Regions from separate parts of the Homo sapiens genome. Here region 1 is linked to region 2. A link is a loop called in an ENCODE intact Hi-C map of the cell type or tissue named here. Cell type or tissue: adrenal gland. All regions are shown on one strand. Links, peaks and the distances in the headings refer to the core of each region. The heading gives the core; the rest is flanking DNA.

Evidence for each region. Hi-C counts contacts between places; a loop is a spot of excess contacts. Peaks named below come from ENCODE experiments on the same cell type or tissue, not always from the same donor. Only the 100,000 strongest peaks of a DNase experiment are listed, where the experiment ranks them.
Region 1: it touches region 2 in a loop (4-fold over the local background); 68 of 110 quality-filtered maps call a loop at or near these places.

What each region holds. Positions count from the first base shown.
Region 1 is chr4:174,215,572-174,220,974 of GRCh38, reverse strand. LINC02268 (long intergenic non-protein coding RNA 2268) reads left to right here and starts at 577. Exons shown (of 5, transcript NR_125896.1): 1 at 577-661. In adrenal gland, for the core only: no CTCF peak of the experiment used is centred there; DNase peaks (open chromatin) are centred at 2,584, 3,304 and 3,825; H3K4me3 peaks cover 1,303 bases; H3K27me3 peaks cover 141 bases.
Region 2 is chr4:174,309,931-174,315,333 of GRCh38, reverse strand. It overlaps CEP44 (centrosomal protein 44), which reads right to left. Exons shown (of 12, transcript NM_001040157.3): 8 at 5,278-5,403; 9 at 4,476-4,551. Among named protein-coding and RNA genes, the nearest start is that of CEP44, 29 kb to the right of the region's middle. In adrenal gland, for the core only: no CTCF peak of the experiment used is centred there; no DNase peak of the experiment used is centred there.

The sequences.
Region 1 (5,403 bases), core at 1,753-4,252, 94 kb after region 2:
ATGTTGCATAGAATTAAAACCCTCCCCAGAGTTCATAGTTTTAAACAAATATGCATACATATCCAAATACATATTAAATCCAAAGCAAACAATAACTTTATGTTGACAGTGAAAAATGCAACCTTACATACATAGTCTACAAAACAACTGAAAAATTTTAAATGCCAGATATGAGGAAGCCAAAGAATTTTAACAATGAGAAATATGTTATGAATTAAAATATTCAATCTTGAAAACCTTTAAAAGTGAAAGTTGCACTGTAACTGCTTTCTAAGGTAATTTTTGCCACTTTTAGGAAAAAAGATGTTTACGTAACATTTTTAAAAGTACAATCATTTCTTACATAGCTTTATGATTGAGGATAACATTAGTATGCACATACAACATAACACACAAAAGCAAAGCTTAGAATAACATTTTAATTATGTTTTAGTGTATGTGAAATAATTTGTTTTTCTCAATTATATTCCTGGGTCAAGGCCTAAAACATTTATTTGAACCAGCTATATATCTTATTTTCATAAGGGTCTCAGGAGGCAGTAGTCATATGTTGTTACTTCAGCCCTCCACAAAGGCAATACAGTACAGATCTCTGTACTGTAAACGACAACAAGGACCAGTCACAATTTCAGTTCTTGTTACATTGATAAGACTCCTTCAGGTAAGAGATTAAAACATGCCTTTATTATTATAAGGTTAGTGACCATTTTAATGGAATAAAAAGATTATTCCTGTTGCATTGGAGATAGGAAATTTGGGATGTGAATGTATGAGGTAGGTGTCTTTTCTCTCTTGTGCCTGTATTGTTCAAAAGCTCTTTGACATTAGAAAAAGGTTAGCTCTATAATCTTAATATTAATATTTAGTATAAAATCTATGGAGAACACACATTATACAGGGAGCCAAAAAGTTCAACTCTTTTTTTAATGGAGAGAAGGTAAGTAGGTGATCTTCACAGACTAAGAGGTTTTGCCTTTTAACACCAACAACATAATACTATTTATATTTGCTCTATCATTGTGATTAACCTACCTTCCCCTTCCAAAAAAACACACTTAGCTTACTCACCTAACAGTAATGACATATATCATTTTAAAAACAAAGAATAGTTTCAAAATTAATTTTTTCTACCTAATGTGCGTGACTGATGTTGAAAAGTTAGTGAGGGTTACCCATATATTCACACATGTAAATTGTGGAAATAAGAGAGAGAGAAAAAACTCAACAGATATAATCTGTAAAGCTGTCAAAAGACTTTCAAATAGCGAATTCCTTCAGATCATATATTTCAATAGAAGTTGCTGTTTAAATAGAGGTCTCTCATTTGGTGGGAGGAGCTTTTAAAAGAAAAAATACTTGAAGATAAGTAATATTACCTTTGCCATTTGTTATGAAATAAATATATCATGAGGAGTTATGCTTCATTAAAATGTAATACTTATAGATGACAGTTTCATATGGTCAGATATAAAATGTATATATGTTTTACCAGGAAGATTATACAGTATTTTTAATCTTGATTTTTCATGACTTCTTGCAAATATGCATTTATTGCTTTCCAAACCATGCCTGGGAATGAAGGAGAAAAAATTGTTTTATCCGAAGAGTTAGCTGTTCTTCCTTGGTTCAATCAGGAGTAAGTTCTGATATCATAGAGGGGAATGTATTAAGATAATTCCTAAAATATAACTGTGCTTTTACTGTTTTGCCTATGCTGCCAGAAAGTTAAAAACATTTTGTTTCAAATAACTGTGTATGTTTAAAAGTCAAACCTATTATTTGCTATATTATTTGTCATGTGCTATAATTTGACAGAGGGGCAATATTTCTCCAAAAAGTAAAATTTTATAACCAAAGGCCATCAATTGTACAAACGACTAAGAGAATTAAATTTTATTAAGTTGGAAATGTAATTTATTCATTGTAACTGTTTTAAGAGAAATTAAGTGAGCACTTTGTATGTAGTTATCTTAAATGTTACGTGTATTCTTTTAGAAACTCTTTCTTGTTTTCCTTCTTTTCACCTTCAGTGTCCTGGCACGCGACTAGCACAAATCAAACCTTATCTGTCATAATAAACTATAGCGTTGGAAATTCTAAAGAGACTAAAAATTACTTAACGTCTTTAACATATTTGAAGTAATATTTATGAATAAGGGAGGGCTGTCCATTTTTGAGTTTCGTCGCGCCAATGGTTGAGGGATTTTCTCATTATCATCTCCTGATTCCCAGAGAAGAAAGCCAGCCGCGTGGCCTTAGGACCCCTGGCCACCGGGAGTGGAGGAGCGGAGGGTCTGCCCCAGCTACCCCTGTGGCCACCGCCTCTCCCTCCAGGTGTGTGTGGGGAGGGGGCTGACAGAAGCAGGAGGCGACTTGCTGAAGTAGGGAGGCCAGACTGAATTTTTCCAGGATTCCGGGACCTTATCTCTAGGAAGCACTTAAGGACTTACTATCGCATTCTTTATCTCACTGTCTTCCGACTGCCAGGCTGGGTGCCCAAACTTTGGCGGCTTTTTCACAGTTTCAACGGCAAGGGTGGGAGTGGGGCTCGGGAGCTGGAGAGGAATGGCACGTTACGCCCCGTTCGGTTTCAAGGCCATGATTGCATCGCTCTCTGGAACGAAGATGGCCAGGAATTCGGGCAGGGAGAGGAACCACTCAATGGCAAAGTTGGTAGTAACGTCGTGAATTGTAAAGAGGGATAGCCCTCTCCTGCAGTCTCCAAGCAAAACCTTTTTCGCAACATGGGTGCCTGTCCAGCTTAATTCTTTGCTATCTTTCTTACTCGTGTTTTTGTTAGGGGACCGTTATAAAGTGAATTTTTGAACTGCTGGGTTGAGAAATAAACAGGGAAGGAACTGGGAAGATTCAAATTAGCTTCCACCGACCCTATTAGAGGTCCCTGGGCAGGAACCCCCCTGGCCACAAAATGTCCCGCAGGAGGTCTGCCTGGCGGAGGCGCTGCCTGGCGGAGGCGTGGGCTCAACCGAGTGGGCGCTACCACCGCTGGCTTCGGAGAAGCAGCCTGCGGAGAGCGGTAAACCGCAAGGGAAGCGCTTCAGGATCTGATTGCTTTTTAATAAAAAGATATGTTTGTAACCAGATGGAACCATTCTGGCTCCTTTATCGAGAGCGCAGCTTGGCCGCTTGCCTGGCCCTGGGGCTCTGGCCACAGCCTCTGCTGGGTTCTGGAGGAATTCAGATCTAAAAATAAATGATCGGGGATAATTCTTCCCCGAGGCGAACGGCTCGAACTCCCCTCCTCCACCCGCCACTGTCACAGCAATTCACCTTGAACTCTAAGGCGGATCGTTCCCACCTCCGCTCAAGGGGCCTGGACGCGGCGGTGGCTTTGCAGCCTCCTGCACCCGGAGCTCTGCTGGGCATGCTGCAGCCAGGACCCGCACCAGACTGCTCCAGGCGCCCTTAGGGTCCTGCCGGCTGGGTGGAAGTCAACACACTTTCAGTTAACCGAGGGGATTGAAATTGGATCCAATGAGGGAGGAAAAGCTGAAATCCCTGCTCTCTGGAGCTGTAGAGCACCAGGTGGGGAGACATTGCAGGTCAGAGGATAAGTCCTCTGCATTAACTGCGGCGCAGTTCCCTGTACGTCTAGCAAACTAGGTTTATGGTCTACGTGGGTCACAAGCGCATAAATCATTGTCAGCCCCGACAGTAGGTGCAGAGCTCTCTGCCTCGCTCTGGCCACACCAGCCTTTAGACAGGCTAACTGAGGGGGGGGCTCGGCGCGAAATTTCCCAGCCTAGAATATTTGCCTCGAATCTTTCTGTCCAAGTCTCCGAGACAGCTCCAGAATATGCGCTTGCCCTTTTGATAGACCCGCAAAGGGCGCGGTCTGGCAACCAAGCGCATCTGTTCACTATGGCCTAATGATTGTCCTGCAGTCAAAGAATCCAAGAGGGCATCATCTGATCTTATTTTATGCGTGAGGAAACCTGACGCTATCCAGGTTAAAGTGACATTGCACGAGGTCACACAAAGCTCTGGTAAAACTCCTTGATCCTAGGTTTCTTGATTCTCGCTCTCACACCTGGCCCCATCCATCGTCCTGCCTCAAATATCCACTGTGTTGTAGAGATACCAGGATCTGAGAATGCCTGTAGAGAAGGACTCATTATTTGTTGTCTTTGCAATTTACTAGTACAATTTTCAATATGATAATTTCCAAAGTCCCAGGAATGTACTTCAGATCTTCTTCCTCATTCTACCTCACAATTCACATAGGAGGAACCCCAGTGGCAGCCAGATATCGGGGTTTTAGACACCCAGCTGCTTCAGCCACTGAGCCCTGGGTTACCAGCACTTAAACAAGTCAAGAAAAGGAATTCCTCGCTGAGCCGGGAGGACTGGGAGAGATGGGGGCTCGGACTTAGAGAAACGCTGGAGAGAGACGAGTGGTCAGGCAATCAACTTTCACCTTCTCACAAGCTATTAGTAAAGGGACTGTTTTTTGTCCAGCAAACTCTCCCCTCAGGCATGCAGGGCTTGATGTTATCGTGATTACTTTTCGCTATTCACATTAATTATTTTAAGACAACACACACACACACACACACACACACACCTTCTCACTTAGAGTCAATGCCAACTTGAGCCATTTCAAATCGTTAGTCCTCTTTGTGAATGTGTTTGCATTTTTAAATCTGGGTTAGAAATTTGGCAGTCCCTCAATTATTCCTGAAGTGAAAAGGCCACAAAGTGGTCTCTTCCCTTCTTTTTTTCATTCAACTCTCTCTCTCTCTCTGTCTCTCTTTCTCTCTCTCTGTCCAGGAGTTGAAAAGAGAAACTCCAACCTTCAACTGTCAACTGTTTTCCAAACATCAGATTAATGTTCCCCAGGACTCGGTAGTAACGTGACCTTTCTGTTTTCAGATGTGTTTTTCAACATGTAATCGTTTGTTTGTTATGTCTCTCATATGGAATAAAGAAAGCTGGGGGAAGGAGTGTGGGCTGCCAGAGGCAGGAAAAAAAAAAAAAAAAAAAAGGATGTGGAGGCTGTTTTTGTTCCTTCTTCAAAATGCTCGAATCATTTTATTTTTAGGCAAGTAGTCCCCAAGGGAGGAAAATCTACAATACTCGTCCTGAAAAGAAATCCAAGCACTTGATGAGCAATTATTTAAACATAAACATCCCCAAAACAAAAATCTAATAAATTGATTTTAAAAAACATCTTGCAGGAGAGGAATTTCTGGGATGCAGGTAACGCTCTTTATCTTGATCTAAGAAATTCCATAAGAAGGTTTTAAAAAATAATTTATCAAACTTTTCATTTATGCCTCATGCCCGTTTTTGGACGGTTACACTTAAATTACCATTTTTTTTTTAATTTGAGAAAGGAAACCTCTAACGTGTGTATATTACTATATTCTACATCTTAGTTCT
Region 2 (5,403 bases), core at 1,649-4,148:
ATCAATTAGAGAAGATTACGGATAATGTAATAAATCCTACAAACCCTGTGTTTCAGTCAGAATACATTTGGCTGCAAAAGCAATGCAAAAAAAAAAAAAAATTAGACACCCATTTAAATTGGTTCACATAAAGAGAGCTTTATTGTAAGCCTACACAGACAACCTTAATTGGGGAACAAACTATTACCACTGAGAACTGAAACAACTAGAAGACTAATTTTTATCTCTCATAGAGCCACAGTCTCTTTTGCCTACTTCTGCCATTTGCTCCATCCCTCAGCTCTTCTCTGTAGAATGGCTTTCTCTGCTGACTCATCAGCGTAAACTTCCACCACATGGCCAGCCCGGCCCAGGCTCAATATCATTTGACTAACTAACTCGTGGTGTCCTAATTCCAAATGCTAAGAGAGAGAATGTAATTTGACTCATCACACTTTGAACTGGAATTCTCTGGGTCAGGTGTCTACTCTTAATCCAATTAGCTAAGCCTGGAGGTCAAGATTACAGGGTGTAATTCTGAAGACTACCTAAACCCAGATCTTTTAGTAGGAGCTATGGACAAGAGGTTATTTTAAGAAATAATTTGAAATTAGGCAGGAACTATATCTACTATGCACTAAATCTTGGATTTTTTTCTGTGGGTACAGATAGTTGTCCTGAACATTTCGGACATCTTTCCAAAAAGAGGAGGGGGCCCTAGGAAAAGGAAACAGGTCCGGGAAGACAGATAAAGGGTGAAGGAATGGCTCTCTTTGTCTTCCATTTTGGGGTCCAGACTTTGCGGTGTCTAACCTTATTCAAGAGTGTGCCTCATGGTGGGAGAAAGCTGGTATTTGGCAGGCTGGCAGGCTATTCATAGTTATTCCTACAGAGGATTCCAGAGGCTACAGAGTGGACCATTACAGAACACCAGCTATATTTAATAGCCAGATCAGTTAACTGCACATTAATTTCTATATTTTTTCTTATTGCTATCCTGAACCTTTAGTAAAGCCTTACTTGTTTAAACATTAATAGTTTCTTAGCTGTGCTATAGGGGATTGAGAAAAGAATTGGTAACTGAGTTCAGGTTGGAAAGGAAAGGGGAAAGGCAATGGCCACTGACACAAGGACCCTGACACCAGTTGTTATGTACTTCAGTAGTGACTGCTAAGAAGTCTCTGTAAAGAAAGGGACTCTTCTACTTCTAAGATTATGGGGGTATGGGACATGAAATCTTCTACCCAACTCTTACCACGTAACAACTAATCTTTCACTGCCATCTTTGGAGGCTTATCACCTTATTCCACGAAGGGAATCAGTAGGGTCCTTTACCATTTAATAATTTGTAAGCCAATACTTCTAAATCAAGGACCAATGTATGTATCCAACTGATTTCTAGATATTCTGTCTTAAGGATTTCATATATAATTTATTATATTCAAAAGTGAACTCATTATTTCTCCCAAACCTTCTCCTCTTCCTGAATTTTTTATTTTATTAAAGAGTAACAATCACCTACCCAATCACATGAGCCAAACACAAGTAGTCAGTGTTACCTTCCTTACTCTCCTTCACCCTTTTTGTATCTATCAGGATCAAGGCATATCAATTTTAACATCTAAATTTCTCCCAAATAAATCACCTGCTCTTTATCCTCACTATCATTGCCTTAGTAGAGACCCTCATTATTATTCTGAAATAATGACTACTAAAATTCTCTTCAAATTATCCTTGCCTATCTTACTTTCCTAACAAATCACTATTCTGCTTTGATGATAACCTTTGTGAAACACAAACCTAAGAATATTAGCCTTGCTGAAAATCTTCCTACGACTCTGGGATAAACTCCATGACTTGATCTTTCTACTCTTCTGCTACAGCTTCCTTCAGGTGCTCACATGTACCCTTCCTGCTAGTCACACAGGAACAAACCACACTCTTCTGTGGTAGCACACCTTTTTTTTTTTTTTCCTCTGAGGGAAAAAAGGCACAAAACAAAGCGAAACAAACAAGCAAATAAAAAAGGAGCACTAACAGTTGGTGCCCTGTCTGGCAATTAACACCTAAACTACTGTACCCTCTAATGAATATAAATAATTTCATGAAAAAGAACATCACATGAGGTCACTTCATTAGCATAATGAAACAACACACCCAAAACCACCATTCATGTCCGAACATAGACAAAACAAGGGCACCATGTAACCACATAAATGAGCAGATATAGCCCCCCTTGCCTAACATGAGTACTTATTTTATGCTAAAAATTTCATTCTTACCATCAATCATCAAATTGCTCCTGCTCCCTGACAGCACCCGTAGCCCTTGCTTCCTCAAACCCTCTCCAAAATTATCCAACACAAGTCCAATCCCTAAAAGCCTCTGCTAATTCACTCTTACCAAGACATTAAGGTGCCTTACAATTCCCCATGGAACACTGTATTCCTGATAAAGGCAAAACAAATCTGGAACCTCACAAAAACTATTCCTGATTTAATATGATCCTAAACCCAGAGTAGTAAATTATTGCTCTCTGCATTCAAATGAAATCAAACCCTATTTCCAAGTAGCATGTATAAGGTATAATGTGTAAGTCTTTATAAACTTGAGTCTTTTAATTAATCTAGATCAGATCATAAACTCTATGAGACCAGGTATTCAACCTAATCATAATCTGTAATCCATTTCAGATAGAGGCCTGTTAATTACTTTCAGTCCTGGCACAGTTGTTGAAATTTAGCTATGTGAACCCGGACATGTTAACTCACACCTGTAATCCCAGTACTTTGAGAAGCAGAGATGGGAGGATTGCTTGAGCCCAGGAGTTCAAGACCAGCCTGAGCAACATAGCAAGACCTTGTTTTACTAAAAACAGTATGTAAATAAATAAAAAATTATCCAGGTGTGGTGGCACGTACCTGTAGTCCCAGCTACTCAGGAGGCTGAGAAAGGAGGATCACTTTAAGCCAAGGAGTTAACATCTAGGAGACTGCAGTGAGCTATGATTGCACCACTGCACTCCAGCCTGAGCAGCAGAGTAAGACCACACTTATCTCAAAAAAATTAAAAAATTAAAAAAAAAAAACTTAGCCATGTGTTTTCTAAATAGGTTAAAGGTATATTCTATAATCATGTCATTAAAAAAAAATAAGCCTGAGCATGCAAAATCAAACTTGAAAAAGGCAATGTTTTGCAAATCACAAGCATTCAATATTCTTTCAGTGAATAAATATTTAAACTCTACTATATGCAAATACTGGTGATAAAAGCACCGACATACTTTCTGTGTGCTAGACAGGCAGACCATAAGATAAAGTTTTTGCTCTCAAGGATCTTATACTCAAGCATTAACATTTGTTGAATAGATATATGAATGGATAAATAAAACAGGCAACATTTTACCAAATCTGAAATCTGCAGCCTATAATAAATTTAGTTGCCTTAAATAGCATCTCAAATAATTATACTTAACAAGCTAATCACTGAAATTGTTCTTTGTGCAATGATATTGATATGTGCTCCAAATATGCAGCAGTCAAGAAAAAACTTCAGATCAGTTGCCTGGATTCAAATTTGATCTACAATTCAATAACTGTGTGACCTTTGCTGTAGTTACTTAATTTTGCTGTACTTCAGTTTCCTCAACTGTAAAATATAAAAATAGTACTTATCTTGCAATGGTTACTTCAAGAATTAAATGAGTTAATATAGTAGTTAGAATCGTGCCAGGCACACTGTTAGTGCTAGAATATATATTATTTTATTGTTACACATATAGTAGAGCTGAAAGATTTTATAACGTTAACAATCCACAGATATTAAAAATTTAACTTAACGATGAATTCTCAATTGGACAAAACATCTCTTCTATAGCTATGATTTAATCATAGATATGGCACAAAATTTAGATCTTTTAAAAATACATAACAATCAAAACAAAGCTGTCACTGAAAAACAGAAATCTTACCCTTGCTGCTCAGTCACACTAAGCAAAATATCAGTAGCCTAGTAAAGTGACCAGGAAAAGACCTATCCTAATATCAGATCTTTCCCATTTTATCATTATCAGTGAACTATTCACATGGAAGAAGTTTGCAATACTTTATAGATACTGACAAATGTGTTTTCTTCTCTTACATATTATTATTTACATATGAGAAAGCTACTACCTACCTAAGCTTAAATTTAAAAACTTGGAGGCCAACATTAATATCCTAGAGCACTTGATTATTCTCGAATGATTAAAACAGTAAAATATCTCTAAAAATTTTCAATTTTGTACACTGAAATTTATTCACCCACTATGTTATGTGAAATAAGTAGGCTGGTTAGTTAAGCAATTCTTGGCTTTAGTAGTCTGTAGGTTCATTATGTTCTTTGTTCTAGGAGCTTTGCAATTTCTAAACAATAAAGCTTAAGAATATTAAAATTACTATAACAATCATTTTTCTGAAAACTCATCATACCAATTCTCATAGTATTTACAAACTTACGAGGATTCAGAAGGTCCATGTCACTACAAGAAGCGTAGTCTTCACTAACTTCATTAAACTCTATAAATTCATCATTCTGGAATAACACAGTTAAATATTTAGAATGAAATAAAAAGAAAAACCCTCTCATTTTATATTCTTAATGCTGAGCATAAAATATAAAGGTAGCATGATAAATGTTTAAATATTTTTAATTTTTTATTAAAGCAATACATATACTGCATATTCCTACATATAAGAAATGTTTTAAATATGGAAGCAGATAGCAAGCTACTTGACTTCACCTTCTAGGAAGGAAAGACAGACCAGAAATTGAAATCCTGAGTAAAAAAAAACAAATTTCTCAGATTTGATAAGGCAATGGTAAATCTGGTAACTATTCTATGAAATTCACAATATGATTGAAGTAAATGAGTGAAAAAAAGATGGGAAGAGTTACCTATATCTTCTGTATCTTTTCTACCCTATGAAAATAGGTTATTTGTACTATTAAAAGATATAAAATAATTTTAAGCTTTTCATATCTATCATATTCTTACCTCATTTTAAATTCTTCAAGCATTATTAACATCTGTAAAAGCTCAACTGACAAGTTTTTCAGATTATCTTATTCAATGAAGAGAGAAACAACAGCCACAACAACATACAGGCTATATTTAAACAGGACTTCATTCTAACTAGACATTTTCTCATTATTCAAATATTCTCATATTTAGCATTTCCAAAAAAATACACATATAACAATCAAAAAAAAACTTTGTTATATCTGAGATATTTTATAAATGTTAAAGGAGGAAAATACCTTTTTAGACAAAAGCATTTCTGTTTCAAGAAGAGTGACACGACTAAGAAGATTAGTCCAGGTGTTTTCATCTACCATCACTTTTCCTTTCATTTTTTGTTCCAAACAGTCTAACCTTTTCTCTAT